Linked DNA regions of Homo sapiens: region 2 is linked to region 1. The links are chromatin loops, found by intact Hi-C in ENCODE. Cell type or tissue: dorsolateral prefrontal cortex. All regions are shown on one strand. Each heading gives the region's core, and the rest is flanking DNA. Links, peaks and the distances in the headings are about the cores only. Region 1 overlaps SHB (SH2 domain containing adaptor protein B). Region 2 overlaps SHB (SH2 domain containing adaptor protein B).

Region 1 (11,105 bases), core at 3,106-11,105:
CCCAACGCTTGGGTATTTTTTGTCCTCTGTGCCTAAAAGGTCTTGCTTGCTTCATAACAATGTCCTGTTCCTCCTGCATGGCTCAGTTCAGAGGCTTCTGGTCACTGCTGCCCCATCTGAACTCACTACGTCCTGCTGCAGAGCCCCTCAGTGCTGTCAGCCCCACCCTCCCTTGCCCCCACCTCAGGTCCTTGCAGTCTGTCCCCATGGCTGGTCTGTGAACTCCAGGACCTTCTCCCTTTCTGCTTCATTCATGTCCAAACCTGCTCTGATCCAGCAACTCACGTGCATCTGTATTAATAACATATAACAGAGACCCAGGGTTTACCCTGCCAGCCTGGGAGATTGTTTGTTCTCTTCAGTTTATTCATTCATTCATTTTAATGGTGGTGGGGCCCCACTGAATCAGTGATTCTTAGCCCTGTTTCACATTAGAATCATCTGGGAAGCTTTGAAAACAAAACAACAGCCACCCCCCGCCCCACTCCCCGGCCCCATTCCCCTGCCCCAGAGGTTCTGATTTAATTGGTTTGCAGTGGGACCTGAACCTTAGTATAGTCTAAAAGCTTCCCAGGTGTGCTGAGGTTGAGAACAACAGTGCTCAATTCTTGCTTCCCCAATGTGCCTGAAGACAAGAATCTCTTGAATTTGGGCAAACTACCTATGGGCCATACACTTAGGGACAGCACCAGCACTGAGTCACCCAGAAATGTGTTAGAAATGCAGAATTCTGGCCCCAGTAAACCAGGATTGGTATTTAACAAGTTCACCAGGTGTGCTGTGTGCACATTACAGATTGAAAAGCATTGACCTAGATTCTAGGTCCTAGAGGTCTGGTTAAAAAATAGATCTGTCTCATGTCTGTAATCCCAGAACTTTGGGAGGCTGAGGCAGGAGGATCACTTGAGTTTGAGACCAGCCTGGGCAACACAGTGAGACCCTGTCTATAAACAATAAAATAATTAGCCAGGCGTGGTGGCACACATCTGTAGTCCCAGCTACCTGGGAGGCTGAGGCAGGAGGATTGCTTAAGTCTGGGAGGTTGAGGCTGCAGTGAGCTGTGATCATACCACTGCACTCCAGCCTGGGAGACAGAGTTAGACCCTAACTCAAAAAAACCCAACATATATATATATATATATGATATATATACACACACACACACATATGATATATACACACACATATATGATAGATATATACACACATGATATATACACACATATGATATATATACACACATGATGTATACACACATACGATATATACACAAATATGATATATATGATATATATATATAATCAGTTCCAAGACAGACTAAATTAGAATCCCCAGGAGAGAGGCCAGTTGGCCTGTGTATATTTAACGCTAGCCCTGGCTGATTCTTCTCAGGCAATTTTGGGAAATTATAGCTTTAAATTGACATCCTGACCCATTATAGTGACCTGTGGTTTGAAACACAGGGTCCTACAGGGCTCAGGAATGTGTAAGTGAATGAGCCTGTAGCTCAGAGGGGAAACAGTCCTAAGGAAAATTATCAGCATTGCTTGAGAGCCGCACATACCAAGTGCTCTGAGTGTTGATAGGAGAGGGAAGTTGTACCAGCTGCAATCAGGGAAGGCTACTTGGGAAAGGTGATCTGTAAAGGAAAGCTAGGATTCAAATAAGGTGGGTTCCAGAAAAAACATGGGATGAGAAAAAGCGTATAAGAAGGAAGACACCAGGTGGCTTTTTCCCTATCATCATTTCGGTACCCCGGCTTTTTCTCCCAGCACACCAGCAGGCAAAGTTTATGCCCCCTGATAAGTCCCAGAGCTCAGAAAGATTGGTGACCTCTGGGTAAGGTCAGGGACACCTTACTTGTTGTCTGAGTGACACATACTTGTGAAATACAAATACATTTTTACCTACCAAGGGCCAAGTCAATGAAACAAGAAGCAGTTGCACAATACTGTGTGGGTTTCCCAAGCAGCCACACGATATGTCATTTCCTCAGATTTTCACATACTTTGTGTCCTCAAAGAAGTCCCATGACCTATCTGAGCTATGTACCCAGTAAGAGGTGAGGCTGGGACTCTGCCACTCCTATTGTTTTGGGGGATGGAGCTAGCCACAAATGCGCAGTGTGATAGTTGATGCTTTCCTTTTTCCTGGCACTTGTTCAAAGGCCCAGATGGATGGTGAGCTGCAGGGCGGTGGGCAGCCTGGCCTTGACCCCAGGGGAGTATCTCCTGAGCTCCCTCATCATAAGACACCCATGGGGAACTTGTGAAAAATATCGGCTTCCAGGGCTGACCCAAGACCTCCTGAATAAAAATCTCCAAGCAGAGGTCCTAGGAATTTGTATTTTTATAAGAACCATGTGTAAACCTTAGGTGAGGCTAGTTGGGAAACACTGAACTCAATGTAGCATGCTGCAAGGTCAGAATACTTGGGTTTGCATCCTTGATCCACCACTTCCTAGTGATGTCACTGGATAGCCCCACACCAGCCTCAATATCTCCATCTACAGGATGAGGGTCCTTCCTGGTGACCATGTTCCAAGACCCTGAGGGAGGTTCCCCATGATGGCAGATCCAGTGCGATGGAAGCTCATCCTCCTTCCGGTATAGAGGGGGCAGTGGTGCTCAGGGACACAAAATGCCACCCTTCTCTCTTGTCCTTGGGGCAGAAGGGACCATGCAATTTCTCTCTAGATCCCATTCACCTCTGGGCTATGACCTCCCCCTGGGCCTCCACCACTGAATCCAACTTCTGCTTTTCCTAGCATCGCTTCACCTTTCTGAACCTCAGTTTTTCTTTTCTGATATATTTTGTTTACTTCTTTTGTTTATTTTTTATTTTTATTTTATTTTTTGAGACGGAGTCTCGCTCTGTTGCCCAGGCTGGAGTACAGTGGCGAAATCCCTGCCCACTGCAACCTCCACCTCCTGGGTTCAAGCACTTCTCCTGCCTCAGTCTCCCAAGTAACTGGGACTATAGGCACCTGCCACCATGCCTGGCTAATTTTTGTATTTTTAGTAGAGAGGGGGGTTTCACCACGTTGGCCAGGCTGGTCTTGAACTCCTGACCTCAAGTGATCCGCCCGCCTTGGCCTCCCAAAATACTGGGATTACAGACGTGAGCCACCATGCCCGGCCTGTTTATTTTGAGACAGGGCCTCCCTGTGTTGCCCAAGCTGAAGTGCAGTGGCAAGATCTCAGTTCACTGCAGTCTCCACTTCCTGGGCTCAAGTGATCTTCCCACTTCAGCCTCCCAAGTAGCTGGGACTACAGGTGTGCAGTACCACACCTGGCTAATTTTTGTATTTTTTTTTTTTTTTTGTAGAGATGGGTTTTTCTCCATGTTGCCCAGGCTGGTCTTGAACTCCTGAACTCAAATGCTCCTCCCTCCTCGGCCTCCCAAAGTACTTGGATTACAGACATGAGCCACCACACCAGGCCTGAACTTCAGTTTCTCATCTGCACAGCAGGACTCCCATTGTGGGAGACCAATGCATGTACAATGTGAGGCGCACATAGAGTAAACCCGCCACAGATAGGATCTTTTATCATTGTTACTTCAGCTAACAAATACTTATTGAGCACCTACTGTATGCCAGCAGCTGTCCTAGATCCCTGCTTGTGTGGAGTCTGCATTCTGGTTCCGTTCTAGGGGTTGGAGACAGACAATAGATAATGAACACAATACATGTTTAATATTTAAAGAATAAAGCTGCTGCACAGATTTAACATTTAAACAATAAGACAATAAATAGGTTCAACATTGACATAAATAAATGTAATTATTTAAATAGTAAACAAAACAGATGCTTTTTTTTTTTTCTGTTGCCGAAGCTGGAGTGCAGTGGTGCCATGCTGGCTCACTGCAACCTCCGCCTCCCAGGTTTAAGCGATTCTCCTGCCTCAGCCTCCCAAGTAGCTGGGATTACAGGCATCTGCCACCACACCTGGCTAATTTTTCTATTTTTAGTAGAGACAGGGTTTCGCCATGTTGGCCAGGCTGGTCTCAAACTCCTGACCTCATGTGATCCACCTGCCTCGGCCTCCCAAAGTGTTGGGATTACAGGCATGAGCCACCGCTCCTGGCCAACAGATGCTTATTATTTAGATAATAACTATAGTGTGTTAGAATTAATTTAAATAACAGAGAAAGATGGGATGTTAGAGGATGCTGAGAAAGGGGATGGAGAGAACTCTGTGAGCACTGCTCTGGGACGTCCAGCTGGAGAGGAAGAAGATCTTAAGAGCTGTGGTCTCAACTTCAGGAGATGTCCAGTGAGGCTGGAGCATTTTTTATTTATAAAATAGACTCCACTTCTTGCCTCCCACAGGAAGCCTTTCTGGCACCCTAGACCCTCTTTGCTTTGAAATCCTGTGGCTACACTGGCCTCTGCCATCACACTTTGTTCTCATCCTAGCTGACCTCTGAAGGTTGATGACGCTAAGCCTTGCTAAGGGCAGTCATTCAACACCGCGTGTAATCTTTGCAGCAACCCTGTGAGGCTGCTGGTTTTGTGTTACTTTGCAGCAGAGGAAGCGGAAGCTTTTGCAGTTTGCCCAGGTCACACAGCTGGAAAGGGACGGAATTAGACTAAGTTCCCCCTGGGTGATGGCTGTTTCTCTGCTCACCTGCGTCCTGGACCTGAGGAGGGCAGGGCTCCTTCTGAGCTTCTCTGGGTTTCCCCAGCCCCAGCTCCAGCCCCTGACCCTGGCTCTCTCACAGGGGCAGAGGGAGGGTCTACTGAATGGGAGGTAAGGGGCTTGCCCTTGGGGTAAAAGGACAACTGTTCCGGCTTGCTGGGACCATCCTGGTGTTAGCCCTCAGAGTCCTGCACCCTGAAAAGCTTCTCTTATAGGGACAACTACTCACCCTACATGCAGAGCCCAGTCTCCTGTCCAACCCCATGGGTAGCCTGAATTCATGCTGTCCCTGAAGAGAAAAGCTACTTACAGTGTGCCTCATGTTTTAGGCAAGGTCCAAGTTGCTAAAAGTCTTTAAAGGTAACAGGACAGCTTTTCTGTGGGGGCACTCCCGGACACAGCAGTGGAAGAGGAACTGACGCATCTCTGGAGGACAGGAAGTCTTGAAGATGTACCTAACCTTTGACCTCATAATGCCCCGTCTATTAATTTCTCCTTACAAAAAAACCAGAAATATGGATAAAGATTTCTGAACAATTCCCTGCAGAGCTGGTTATACAAAAATTTGAATAAGTTAAATTAAGGTAGAGGCCAGGTGCAGTGGCTCACGCCTGTAATCCCAGCACTTTGGGAGGCCAAGGCAGGCGGATCATTTGAGGTCAGGAGTTCCAGACCAGCCTGGCCAACATGGTGAAACCCCATGTCTACTAAAAATACAAAAAGTAGCTGGGCATGGTGGTAGGCGCCTGTAATCCCAGCTACTTGGGAGGCTGCGGCAGGAGAATCGCTTGAACCTAGGAGGCAGAGGTTGCAGTGAGCTGAGATCATGCCACTGCACTCCAGCCTGGGCGACAAGAGTGAAACTCTGTTTTTTAAAAAAAAAAAAATTTAGGTAGAAAATACGATACAGCTATTTAAAAAAAGATCATATTGTAGGAGATTTAATAACAGAGGAAAAGGGACACGACACTGTGTTAAGCAGAAGATGGAGGCTATAGAACTATGTAAACATGGCTTGAGCCCAATTTTAATTTAAAATAATTATATATGTGCATAGAGAAAAAGACTGAGGTGATACTTCAGAACGTGAATGTACTGTTCTTTGAGTTTAGGGTAATTTTTATTTTCTTCTTTATGTTTTCCTGAAATACAAATTTCCATTACTAATACAAGTAAAAAAAAATTTTTTTTTTTGAGACAGAGTCTTGCTCTGTCACCCAGGCTGGAGTGCAGTGGCCCGATCTTGGCTCCTCCGCCTCCTGGGTTCAAGCGATTCTCCTGCCTCAGCCTCCCAAGTAACTGGGACTACAGGTGCCCATTACCACACCCGGCTAATTTTTGTACTTTTAGTAGAGATGGGGTTTCACCATTTTGGCCAGGCTGGTCTTGAATTCCTGGCCTCAAGTGATCTGCCTGCCTTAGCCTCCCAAAGAGTTGGGATTACAGGTGTGAGCCACCGTGCCCAGCCACAAGCACAAACTTTGTGTGGTTTTTTTTTTTTTTTTTTTGAGATGGAGTCTTGCTCTGTTGCCCAGGCTGGAGTGCAGTGGCAGGATCTCGGCTCACTGCAACTTTGCTTCCTGGGGTCAAGTGATTCTCCTGCCTCAGCCTCCTGAGTAGCTGGGATTATAGGCGCCAGCCACCATGGCTGGCTAATTTTTGTATTTTTAGTAGAGACGGGGTTTCGCCATGTTGGCCAGGCTGGTCTTGAACTCCTGACCTCAAGTGATCCGCCTGCCTTGGCCTCCCAAAGTGCTGGGATTACATGTGTGAACCACTGCGCCAGGCCACAAAGTACACATTAATTTTATAATTGGAAGTCAGTAACTTTGAAATAATATTGCATAAAATTGTTCCGTACTGAGCCCTTCTGATTCGGCCTGACCTCCCTTCCCAGTGGGCATGAATGGGCTTGACTTTAGAGTACACTGCAGTGGGAAAAGCTTGGATCGGGAGTCAGAGGGAGCCTCCCAGCTCTTGCTGAAGTTGTTTCCTTTGCCTAGGATGCCCGTACTCCCTGCGTGTTGAGGCCTGGCTCAGATGCCACTTCTACTGTCTCTTCTGCTGGAGCACCCATCATTCATCACTCCGCACTGCCTGCCGTTTATCTGTTTACATGCCTTCCTCTTCCTTCTCTGGGCCTGCAGAAGTTCTCCTTCTGTAACTGACAGGGTGACTTGGAGGTGGCATTTCTGCTCCCTGGGACTGGCTGCAATACTAAAGAAAACCACACGAGGGCACTAGAGCCACACTGGTGGCTTCCTGCCATCCTGGTCAGATCACAGCTTAGGAAACTGTCCCCCAAGCCAGAGATGACACCAGTCACTACAGGCCTGGGATGCTCCCACTTGGGGGAGCCAATGAGGAAAGAAATGGCTCATCAACTCTGAGAAGAATCCCCCAGCCCTACCCTAGTCTTCCCAGAGCTGCACTGGCCAAGGCGACCCTTGGAGCTGGTCGCCCTCAAGCACCCCAAGGCATGTGGAGAGGGACTTGCTGTGTGGCCTTGAGCATGCCTCTGTCCCTGTCTGGGCCTCCATTTCTGGCCCGCCTTGCTGGCTCTCTGTGCAGGGATGAAGGCATCTGGCGACCCACCGCTTCCTGTGGACTCTGATGAGGAAGGGGTTTCTTGTGCTCAGTCTCCTGCTCCTGGTCACCAGCTTGCCCTGTCTGTTTCATGCTCAATGTGTGTTAAATTGAACTGAAAGAGAAATACCCGCCACCACCGCCACCCACCACCACGCAGAACACATTCTAGAGGTGACCTTTCCTCCCTCCCTTCAGGAAATTCCCGGTGGCAGAGCACTGGCATTGCCTGTGGCCCCTTGGTCCTGACCAAGCTCAGGAATGTTTTCTGTCACCAGGACCCTGTGCCAGGGCTTTGCCCTCCCCGAGCACAGGCGTTCCCCGGGTGTGTGTGTGTGCACGTGCATGTGTATGCTGGGGCATGGGGGTGTTGGTGTCAATGCTCTGAGGGAGCCTGACAGTTGGAGGTGTGGATTCTGGGACACTGGGATGTATCGGGGAGGTGGGGGAGAGGGGAAGAGGTGAACCAAAGCCCTGGAGTCCTGGAGAGTCGGGGAGGAAGGGGGCCAGCTGGGGAGACAGACAGCCACATTCTTGAAAAGGAGAAGGGAGGGAGGAGTGGCAACTAAGTTCCTGCGGAGGCGGGGGCGGGGGTTGGGGGGGTCGAGGAATCACTCCAGAGCAGGCCCCCAACATGCTGGGGAATGCTGTGCCCCTTCAGGTGTAGGTGAGGAGGGGCTTGGGCGCAGACCTTCCAGGTGGACCTGGGCTGCCTAATGCTGTCATCATGGCGATGGTGGCAGGCAAACAATGGCAGATTTTGTGCCAAGACTCGTGTCCTGCCCTTCTCTCCTTAAGAATTCAGCTCCTCTAGGAAACAGGTGGCCAGCATCTCCCCATCTTTGGGGAGACCCTCCCTGCCCTGCCCTGTTCATTTGCCTCTGCGGAATGAGGCCTCTGGAGTCCCAGGAGTCTGGCCACCTCCCACCAGGGCAGGCTGCACCACATTAGGCTCTGATGGACTCACCCTGATGATTCTACCACCTGTTATCTCTGCATAGACCATCCAGCCCGCCAGGATCTCTGCTGAACTCCTACCATCCCCCAAGGCCCAACTTTCCCTGACCGCTGCAAGCAGATTCAATTCCCTCTCATCTGGGATCCCACAGCTCCTTGGGTTGTTTTTACACACTGGAAACTTCTTGAGGGCAGGGGCTGAGTCCCATTCACCACTGTATCCACCAGACCTGAGGACCAGTAGGTACTCACTGAATGTCTGCTGAACGAATTCATTTATTTCCATTGAGCTCATTAGGCCTCTCTCTTCCTCATAATTAGGAAGCAGAAAGGTTGCTTTTTCCTTTAACAATCCACCTTTGGAAGCTGATGGCAAGAGCTCAGCTTTTGCAAGCAGAAGGCAGTCCAGCTAGATTCCTGGGGCACATGACTGCATTAAAAAACAAACAAACAAAAATCATGCATGCTCAAGGAGGTGCATTTAAAGGAGACACTGTGTGGCCAGGCACCCGCCAGTAATCCCAGGACTTTGGGAGGCCAAGGTGGGAGGATCCCTTAAGCCCAGGAGTGAGACCAGTAGCCTGGCCAACATGGCAAAACCCCATCTCTACTAAAAATGGAAAAATTAGCTGGGCATGGTGGTGCATGTCTGTAGTCTCCGCTATGTGGGAGGCTCAGGTAGGAGGATCACCAGAGCCTGGGAGGCAAAGGCTGCAGTGAGTGGAGACTGTGCCACTGCACCCCAGGCTGGGTAACAGAGAAAGACCCTGTCTCAAAAAAAAAAGAAAGAAAAAAAAAAGACAAATGGTAAACAAGACACTTGTAGTATATTAAGAGCTTCACATTAAATATTCATCATTATACAGTGTGTCACATAGATTTGGAATGTTACAAGAGACTTCAGCAGTAGGTGGCTGGTTTAAGGCTCCTGGCAGGGATGCAAACAGCCCCAAGGAGGGAGGTGGAAAGGCCAAGGGGCACCTGTGTTCCAGGACCAAGGGGCTTGCCCTCCTGCAAGCGCGCCTGTGAACAAGTCCCCGTGGGGTTCTGGGAGGTGCGCCCACATCTAAGACTGTGCGCCCTGCACTCCCTCTGGATGGCTTGCCGAATTTGGTCTTCGCTGATCACCAATTCTGGAAGGGTGGAGAGACAGTTGGCTGGACAGCTGCCTGATTCGGCCATGACCCTTCACGGGTGTCTGTGGGCCAACACCAAACGCCAGCCTGCTCTGCTGGCAGGGCTTCTACCTGCACAGTCCCTAGGGCTGCAAGAGCAAATGGGGACCCTGGCTGCCGGTCCTTGCCAGGCCCTTGGTCAATGATATCACCACTTCTGAGACAGCGTCTGGGGAGCTACCGGAACTTCGTGTTCAGCATCTTACAAAGGGGGCCGCTGGTTCTGGGAATGGGCAGAGGGAGCCTGCAGCTCCACCCTGTTGACCGGACGCCTTGCGGGTAGCTGCTTCAGGTTTCCCTCCTGCTCACTCTCAGGCCACAGAGGGGCCCCGGCCCACAGCCGCCCTGTGAGGACAGGGCCTGCCTCCTGAAGCCTCGGAGTCTTTGCACCCCTTTCCTGGGAACAGCTACGCTGTGAGCCTCTCTCCAGGAGAGGGTGTCAGCCTGGGCCATTCTTCTGACTTCAGGACGGGACTGGCAGGCGGTGGGGCCCTCTTCCCCTACAAAGCCTCCTTTCTTTCTGTGGGCGCCATCCTGTTTGGGGGGCTGCCAGAAGGGCCCTTGACTCCTCAGCGCTCAAGGACAGAGTTGCTCAAGTGGGCAGGCATTATGGTCAATAATAAAGCCAGCAAAGAAGGGAGACACAGAAACAGCCGCTAGTGCTGGAGGTTCTCAGACAAAATGCCGAGGGCGCGACGTTGTGTGGCAGGAGCTTTTCTTTTCTCTCAAAGAAATCCAGCTCAATTTTTTCCCCAATTAATTGGCAGCAGATGAAAAAAAAAAAAAACAAACCCAAAACAAAAACCAAACCAAAGCCAGTAACCTGAATGTGAGTGTTTCTGAAAGGGAAAAGCTGTTTCAATTGTTAGATGTCCAAGAAAACATGAATACAGGCTGACACAGGAAACGGTCACAATTAGAGGAAGAAGAGGGAGAGGTTCATAAAATTAAGGGAAAAAAATTCTTTTCAGCAGCTCCCATCCTGTAAGCTGGCTCCTCTGCTGGCCTCTGTCCCTGAGAGGGGCAGGAGGTTGGGCCTCCCAGGGAAACTTCAGGAAGACGAAGGCCAGGGACAGAGGGAGGGTCCCAGGAATACCCTAAGAGGCCAAGTCAGGGCCAGAGGGCACAGCTGCCAGCTTCCACTGAGACCCTCCCAGAGCCTTTTCTGAGGAGCAATGTGCCCGGGAAGATGGTCTACAGGGAAGGACCGTGAGGTGCGGCCCCACCCAGCAGCCTCAGGAAGTGGCTGGACCTGAACTTGCCAGTGTGAGGTCTCACCCTCCTCCCCCGCCGGAGGGTTGTTCCCCCTCTTCCTCAGCCTCTCTTGGGCCTCCTCTGAGAATAAGCCTTGGGGTCCAGGCTCCTCTGTTTGGCCAAGTGCCAACTCCTCACTCATCTTGTCATTTCCCACCTACCTTCCCACTCCCCCAAAGGAAAGCACGAATCGTTCCAGGGTGTCCCTGCCTTCCTCCCTCATTGAGGGATGTTTTAGGAAATGCCAAACAGGCAAGGAAAGGATTGGCTTCTTTAAGAGATTAAACCCAGGCCACAGCCAGCGTGGTCTCTATGAGGGCTGGGCCACGTGGACGTGCCAGACAAGGCCTGGGAGGAAGACCCAAGAGGCAGACTGGTCACTAAAGGCGGGTCACCAAGGGCAGGGCTTTGCACAAACCGCTGAAGTCCACGCAGCTACCTAAAGGGGCAGGGCTCAGTCCCAGCTCGACACGTGGCCTTGGCGAGTCCT
Region 2 (8,000 bases), core at 1-8,000, 86 kb after region 1:
ACTCAGGCCTGAGGCCTGTACGTGTGCAGAATTCTGTGATCATGTACATAGGAGCCCAGAGCCTAAATAAAGCAGCAGTTCTTTAAAAAAATTTGGTAATTCAATGAACACTTAGATGAGAGTCTAAAGCCCTTATCTCTATAGTACCAACTGGCTCCTCATCTCCTAATGTTGGACAGACACAGAGTGTCCACTGATGTGCTGGCTCTGGGCCAAGGTTGGAGCCTGCTGGTCCCCACCTCCCCAGCAATGGCCTTTCTTTCAGCTCCTCATTCAACACCCAAAGGCATTCAAGGTTGGGCCTAGATCTCCCCTCCTTCTACTGTAGTCTCTTAATCACCCTGGAGAAGAATTCTGTCCCTTTGGTACCCCAATGTAGCACTAATTATCTGTCTGATTCACATGTCAATTAATCACCCAAGGCCTTAAGACATTGCCAGTGCTGGCTCTAACTGCCCTGTGACTCTCCATATCTACCGGCTTATCCTGGACTAATTTTCTTGCTTGATCCAGGTTTGAGAGCAGAGGCTCTATGTGATCAATCTGTGTGTCTGCCTGGTGTCAGGAGGATTTCAATGAGCTCAATAGTCTGAGTCAGGGAAATGGGAAGCTGACAGGCAGGAGGTGGGTGGGAGCAGGTGAAGGTTCAACAACTCCAGATAGTCCTGTGGGTACAGTCCAAGCCCCTTAGGGGGCTCAGAAAGCCCTTTATGAACTAGTCATCGAACATCTTGGCAGCCACGTCTCCCCTCTGTAAGTTCTTGAAGCTGCAGCCATGCCGGCCACAGGCTGTATCTCCATTTGCAAGCCATCCTTTCCCTCTTCTCTACATGACACCCACCTCTGAGTTAACTTCAGGACCCAACTCAGGTGTCAGCTCAGCACCTACGAAACCACTGGTGGGTCCCCAGAGCCACTAGCTAGTCCTCTCCTCCAGGTCTGAGCTTGGGCTGCTGCCTAGACAGCCCCTTCCCTCCTGGCCTGCTCATCTTTTAAGACTTAGGCCAAGCTCCAATTCCTTGGAAGCCTTTCCTGCCTCCTTTTCCCCTGGAACCTGAGTGATCGAAATACCTCTGTGGAGGTCCCCACAGCGCAAAGTAAAGCCCAAGACATGTCAGACCTGAGTCCACATCCACTGGGGCTTGGATCTCATTTATGTCAATCTCTGGACGCCCAGTGTAGAAGCTGGCACAGGAGGGTACAAAATGACTGCAGAGTGGGCAAAACTCCTAAAGTACTGCTACCCCAAGTTATCTCATCTTTGTGGTTGGCCTTCTGGGCTGTCCAGCTCCACCACCTCAGGACTGGAACCCTGTACCTCTCACATCACAGAGACACGGAGGCCGAGGCACTCTGCTCCATCACCCCAGGGCAGATGGCCAGCTTATCAAACAACAGCTGTCCAGGGCGACAGCAGCTTCTCACTGTGTGACAAGGGCAAGTGGCAGAAAGGACAACAAGGCCCTGGGGGCCTGAGGCCCAGGAGGAGACCCTGCTAAGGGGCAGAGGGCCCTGGGATGGGATGGGGATGAACAAGAGTGATGCTTCTTCCTGGCTTGTGGTACCCACTGTGTCCAACCGAGCAAGCAGAGGCAGTGGCAGGACAGCCCGTGTGACAGGCACTTGCTGCATTCTGCTGTGGTGGAGCTGCTTTCTCTTGTAAAGTGCCGCCGTGCCCAACTGCCTGCTTGTAAAGGGGAGCGCGACGGGGATTTACAGCATTCCTGTTGCTCTGAGCTCTGAGTTACGATTCCAAGGCACCAGTGGCCGGGAGCAGGCAGCTTGGAGGGAGGAGGGAGGAGGGAGGGAAGCACTAGGGCCAGGGCCCCAACACAGTACTGAGCTGGACCGCTATCCTGCTGGCCTGGGCTTCCTGACCACCAAGGACTCCATAAACGGTAAACTTCCCAGAACTGCAGGCGCCCCAGAGACTCACAACCTCCCCCACCACCCTCAGGGCCAGATACATGGTCTCTGCATCGCCTGTTTTCAAATCCAGGAAAGCACATGTTCTGATGGTCTCAAAATCCTATTTTGTTTATTTATTTAAAGACAGGGTCTGGCTCTGTCACCTAGGCTGGAGTGCCGTGGCACGGTCTCAGTTCACTGCAACCTCCACCTCCTGGGCTCAAGCAATCCTCCTGCCTCAGCCTCCCGAATAGCTGAGACTACAGGCACACGCCACCACGCCCAGCTAATTTTTGAATTTTTAGTAGAGACGGGGTTTCACCATGTTGCCTAGGTTAGCCTCAAACTCTTGAGCTCAAGCTATGCACCCTCCTCGGCCTCCCAAAGTGCTAGGATTACAGGTGTGAGCTGCCCTGCCTGTCCTCGAAATCCTATTTTGAATGCTTATTTTTCAGGGACAAACAGGAAATCCAAATGATTAATATGTTTGCAGCCATTAAACTGACTTCAAAGGCAAGGATGAGATGGAAGCAGAGGAAAGGCCCATTTTTCATCCAGTTTCAACCAGCTCTTCCCAAGAGCCAAGCTCTGTGCTAGGCTCTGGGGAACCCACTGTGAGTCACTCAGGCCCTGCCCAGGCTGCTGGAGGAACTCAAGAGCAAGGCAGAACAAGAGGGAGGAAGTCCCTGCGGGATCACAGAGCCCTGGGGAGCCCCTCAGTGAGGAGGACAGTGAGCGTTTACACAGGAAAGCAAGTGGGTGATGGGGTGCTGCTGGACCCTGGGAACCCTATAGGGTGTGGGATTTGAGGAAGGCCTGGAAAGTCTGGGCTCAGATCTGAGGAACCCAGTGGAGATCTCTGAGCAGGAAAGTAACATGATCTAGCCAGGCCTGGGAAACTCATCAGGGGACAGTGAGGAGGGATCTGTGAAAGGCTGAGACTAGCAGGCGAGCTGATCTCACTCTGTTCTCAAACCTCCTAGCTTCTCTCCTCCCTGAGGTCTCTCTCCTGCAAGGGGTGAAGGAAGCCTGCTGCAGACTCGGGGTGACCAGGAGCTCAAATGGCTGCTCCACTTTATTCAGCTGATGCACATGCAAAATGACAGCTGTTTCAAATACACTAAAAAAAATTATTTAAAGGTATATATGCTACAATTAGGCCCAATTCGAAAGTAGGCTTCTGTGGAAAGATATCCCCTAGGGAGGCTAGTGTGACTTGAGCTCACAAACAGGTTTCTGGAGTGCTGAGTGGAAGCTGCAGACACCAAGCGCCGCATACTGAGTGGAGGTCTGACAGAGACTGGGGACAAACAAAGGCAGCCGAGGCAGCAGCCCAACCACCAGCAGCACGTGGGAGGCTTCTGTGTTCTGGGAGATTGTGTCCCTGTGTGCATCCAGCGTGTCTTTGTGTGACTGCCACCACTACCAGGACAGGTTAGCACTAAAGTCACCTTAGGATCTGGCTGAAGCCTTGACTTCAGAGATGGAGAAACTGAGGCATGCCTTGTCCAAGCTCAAACCGGCTGTCGGAGGAGCTGCAATTCACTCCTGCAGCCTCCAGCTCATGACTCTCTCCACTAGTCACCCCATGCCCTCTACCCCCAGCCCTGTTCTATTTGGCCATTCAGAGATTTACAAGATTCCAGTATGAATCACAGCTTTGTGAAGGCTGACAAGAAGAGCCACGAGGCTGGGGCACCACACCTGAGTGGGTGGTTTCCATTCCTTTCCACAGGCCCAGGGCTGGGTCCTCAGGACTTGCACAGGTAGCTTCAAGGAGACAACAGAACGGATGTCCATCCCTCCCACAGGCAGTGGAGAGAGAAAAGAGAGGGAGCGAGAAGTCAGCGAGAATTGCTGCTGCTGGCAGACCAGGCCAGGCCAGACCACAGCTTGAACAACTGAAGGAGACCCCAGGCCTAAGCTCTTTGCTAAAGCAGGGACTCTCTAACCATGGGACCATCTGTCCCAGAGCCATGGAGCCATGTATTACAGTGCAAGTTCTCGGGCTTCAGTGAGGGCCTCTACAGGATGGGGCCTAGGAATCCGCATTTTCACCACTGCCCACGACCTTGCCCTTGTTTCCCCATGTTGACCATGGTACCAACTGACCCTGGAAGGCCCTGCACTCATGGATCTTCAGGGCAGCCTGCCCTTCACCTTGACCCAATGTGGTGAGCAGAGCCAGGGGGCGGGGGCATTCTCCTGAGCCTCCCATCCTCTGCACTGTGTGCTGATTCCCAGGTGGCGCTGTTCCGAGGCCGGGTGGGCTGATTCTGTCTGCAACGCTGGGCTAACCTGTACAGTCCATTGGGAAATGCAGTGTGATTTGGCCTCCAAAGTCTTTGGGGGCTGCTCCTCAATTCAGTCCTATAAAGTGCATGGCATTTGGCCCTCGGAAGCCCCTCAAGGCTGAGAGGCTTTACTTGCCACATAGGAGCCCCAGAGCCAGTTGGGGTTGAGGGATCTCACAAAATGAACCAAAATACTGCCCTGCAGGTGCCAAAGCCTGGCTTTTAGTCAGGGTGCTGGCAGAGTGCTTTAGTCCTGGTTTCCTATGTGACTTCGGGAAAGTCCCTTAGCCTCTCTGAGACCTCATCTCACCATCTATACAATGGAGATAGCACCACGTGTCCTGCCTGTCTCGCCAGGGTGGTGTGAGAATCCAATCAGCAGGGATGTGCTTGGTATGTAAACGCATGGGGCACTGTTACATGGCTTTTTGCTCTTCCTTTTTTCTTTATTTTAAGCATCAGGGAAAAGTTAATTCTTTTTTTCGGTTTCAGAGACCAAGTCAACTCAGAGGTAAATGGACATTCTTTTTCAGCAGCAGGCAAGAAAGCACTTGCATGGCTGATACCTGGCTTGCCCCTTTCTCCTCTGAAAGGCAGGGGTCCTTAGGTAGGCAACTCTGAATGGCTCTTTGGTAATCCTGAAATCTCAAGTGAGCCTGTGTGTTTACATCAGTACTTACAAAGGGAGACGGAACCACCCTTGTCAGGAGAGGAGATAATCGTCAAGCACACCTTCCTGGCAAAGGCACCATCGTGTAATTAAGGACGATAATTACAGCTCCATGGCTAGTGTCAAACCCAGGGCTCTGTCCAGACACAATTATGCCTTTCCTCACCCTGAATGGGAAGACATGCAAGGCTCTTTGTGGGCTGGGGAGAGCCTGGCCAGTTCTGTCCTTCAGACAAGGATGGCTTCTCCAGGCCAAGCCCTTTGGACGCTTTGACCTGGAAGCCATGTCCAGGCGGGTTGGGTTCGATACTCTCCAAGTTAGGTCTTCTGCGGTCCTGCCTCGCTGCATGGTGAGACCAGGTGCCAGGGACACTGAGGCACAAGCAGCCTCTTAGAGTGGGAGGAGACTGGCTGGCCACAGAGGGTTAGGGTTAGTTCCCTTGGAGGCCACATCCTTGCTGGCAGAAAGGTTCTCTCCCAGCGTCTACCATGGAGTTAGAACAATGACTTGAGCGCTTGGCAGTTCACCCACACTTACCCGCTGAGACCTCTGTAGATAACAGCCCAAAGGAGATGAACAGGAGAGAAGAGAAAAGGCCATCTGCATCCTCCCCATGAGCTCCAGAGAGCACGAGTGGTGGTGAGTGACTTTCATCCACCCTGATCCCACCTCACAGGACCTGGCTCTGAGCACAGACTCTTTTTAATGGAAGGGAGGGGAAGGGGACAGGGACTGATGTGATATAGCAAAGAGACCCTAGCTCAAGCCCTGGCACTACAGCTGGCTGACCCTGGGTGGGTCACTTCGATTCTCTGGTTTTCCAGTTTGTCTATCTTAAAAAAAGGATAGCAAGGACTGCCTCCAGGGTTGTTCTGAGGATGAAATGAGATGTGAGTAGTCAGCAAAAGGAGAAATAAATATAAATGGTGATAGCAATAACCCCACACATATAACTGAAGGCCACAGTCTTGGAAGAAATTAGAGAAATGCCAACAATCTGACAATATTAATTAGAAATTTCTACAAAGCCATACGTGTCCTGAAACAAAGAAGTTTTCCTCCTAAATGCTTAAACAGAGAGGTGGAAAAGCCATCACTCCCTGCAGAGGACCTAGAGGACAGGAACCCTGACCGACCTGGACAGGGTTCCTACAGGGGAAGGCAGGGCAGGAGGCCTTGCTTTGAAAGAGCACTACCGAACCACGTGAAACACATAAGAAGGCATCCTAGTGACTGGAAGGGGCCCTGGGCTAGGACTTCAGCTCAGGCCACCATTCAGGGGACAGTTGTGAGAACCCTCCTCCCACACCCTCCTCACCCTAGCCCCACCACCATCTGTCTAGTCCCCCAACCTAGCTTGGCTCTAAAATTCTCTCTCTGTGAAAGAAGATTTCCAGAGAGGGGAAAGGTTCTAATGCCCAAGTTCAAGCTTTTCCAACAGCATCACATACAGTTCAGTTAAAAAGTGAGCTAAAACCAGACTGTGAATTTTAACTGCAGTACTAGATCCTGCAGACTCCAGGACCCTGCATCAAGTTCCCTGGGGTGGAGACCGTGAGTTTTAAGATCCACCCTGTCTCACCCCAAGAAATCACACATTTCTGCAAATTTGGGAGCCAGACCCAGGGCATAGGGCTGGGGCCCAAAAGGCAGCCAGAAACTTTTTATTAGTACGGAGCCTTGGGAATTTACAACAAATCTTGGTCCAGATGAAAATTAGTTTCAAGTCTAGGGGTAAACAGGCTGGGCTATTAATAAGGACCAAGCCCTTCCTCCTAATTTCTGGGTGTAAATTAGACAATAATTAAAAATATTGTCTAGTTTCCTCTGAGGATCAGCTGGAGGACAGCTCACTTTGCATGGCAGCCTGGGCTGTGCTGGGGATGAGAGTGAGAAGGGGGCAGGGATGGGCGAGCCAAAGGCATAGGGACCTGCCCCAGGTGGGTGCTTTTCACAATTCTGAGTCCCCTTCAGCTAAACACAGGACCTCCTTGGGTTCTGTCCTAGGCTGAGGCCTCTACTTCCTTCCAACTCCACCCTTGAACCCTGGGGCTAGGCCATGCCCCTCGCTGCAACCGCTTCCACCACCCTTCCCACCCAGTCCTAACCAACATCCACCCCTAACCAAGCAGAATGGGCCACATCCTCCCCGCGGCTCCCCGTCCCACGAGGGCAGGGTTCTACACCCACACATGACAGCAGTCATAAGCCACATCCCAGTGGACAGCCCTCCTGAGGGGAGGGCCAAGGTGGGCTCCACCTCCCAGCCCCTGTGCTCGTTGCAGTGCCCAGAACAGCAGGGCTTCCATGGATTCTCCACGAAGACCCTCCAGAGCTTCACCCTGAAGGGGAGGACAGGAGCATGGGGCCGGGCTGCCCCTCCTCTATCTTACATAGCTCTGACACTGTCCCAACTGTACTATGTCCCTCAGTGCCCACTGGAGCAGGCCACTCAGTGGCTCAGCACTAACCCTTCCCCCAGTAAAGACTCACTCAGCAGAAACAGTTCTCCGTAAGGTAAAGGACACAGCACAGAAATGGAAGCAAATCCTAGAAGAGGTCAAGGAAGGGAGGATGCTGTCGCCCACCGGCTGGTTCCCAATTGTGTGGGGTGGTGAGGCTGTTGCTGGGGGCCTCCTGGCTCCAGGCCTCTGCTTCTGTTACTGGGGAGGGCAGGAGCTGGCCCGGGGGATCTATCTCAGGCCCATGTGCTTCCCTCAGCCCAGGGTCCATCCGGCCCATTGACTGCCTGCCCTGCTCCTGCCTGGGCTTTGGAACACAACTCCCAGGTTCCTGGAGGTGCTCCCAGGCCCCCAGCTGTTGCGGAAGCCTCTGCTCCAGGTTTCTTACTGGAAAATGGAAACAACCCAGGCGCTCCCTCCCTGGGCCTTAGGGAGGCTTAGGAGAGATGCTGTGAAGGGCATGAGAGCACAGGGCTTCAGTAAACACCACCTGAGCAGAAAACTGAATGCCAGCTGGCCTGGTTCTGCCTTGAGCCACAGGCACCTGGGGAAAGCAGCAGATCGGGAGCCTGAAGCATGCAGAGGCTTCTGGGGAAGGTGAACCTGAGCTGCTGGGGGCTGCGTGGGACTCGGAAGGGAAGGGCCGCGGTGGAGCTGAGTGAATA

Evidence for each region. Peaks named below come from ENCODE experiments on the same cell type or tissue, not always from the same donor. Only the 100,000 strongest peaks of a DNase experiment are listed, where the experiment ranks them.
Region 2: a loop joins it to region 1, with 5 times the contacts of the local background. A loop is called at or near these places in 26 of 110 quality-filtered maps.

The regions. Positions count from the first base shown.
Region 1 is chr9:37,906,904-37,918,008 of GRCh38, forward strand. SHB (SH2 domain containing adaptor protein B) reads right to left here. Exons shown (of 6, transcript NM_003028.3): 6 at 8,995-11,105. It also overlaps the pseudogene PAICSP1. Among named protein-coding and RNA genes, the nearest start is that of SLC25A51, 8.3 kb to the left of the region's middle. In dorsolateral prefrontal cortex, for the core only: CTCF peaks have their summits at 6,881 (motif pointing right) and 7,084; DNase peaks (open chromatin) are centred at 6,908 and 9,990; H3K27ac peaks cover 4,457 bases.
Region 2 is chr9:37,996,422-38,004,421 of GRCh38, forward strand. All of the region lies in intron 2 of SHB (SH2 domain containing adaptor protein B), which reads right to left. Among named protein-coding and RNA genes, the nearest start is that of SHB, 69 kb to the right of the region's middle. RefSeq lists enhancers at 1,257-1,758, 6,929-6,998. In dorsolateral prefrontal cortex, for the core only: a CTCF peak has its summit at 3,209; DNase peaks (open chromatin) are centred at 208, 1,387, 1,691 and 3,240; H3K27ac peaks cover 7,287 bases.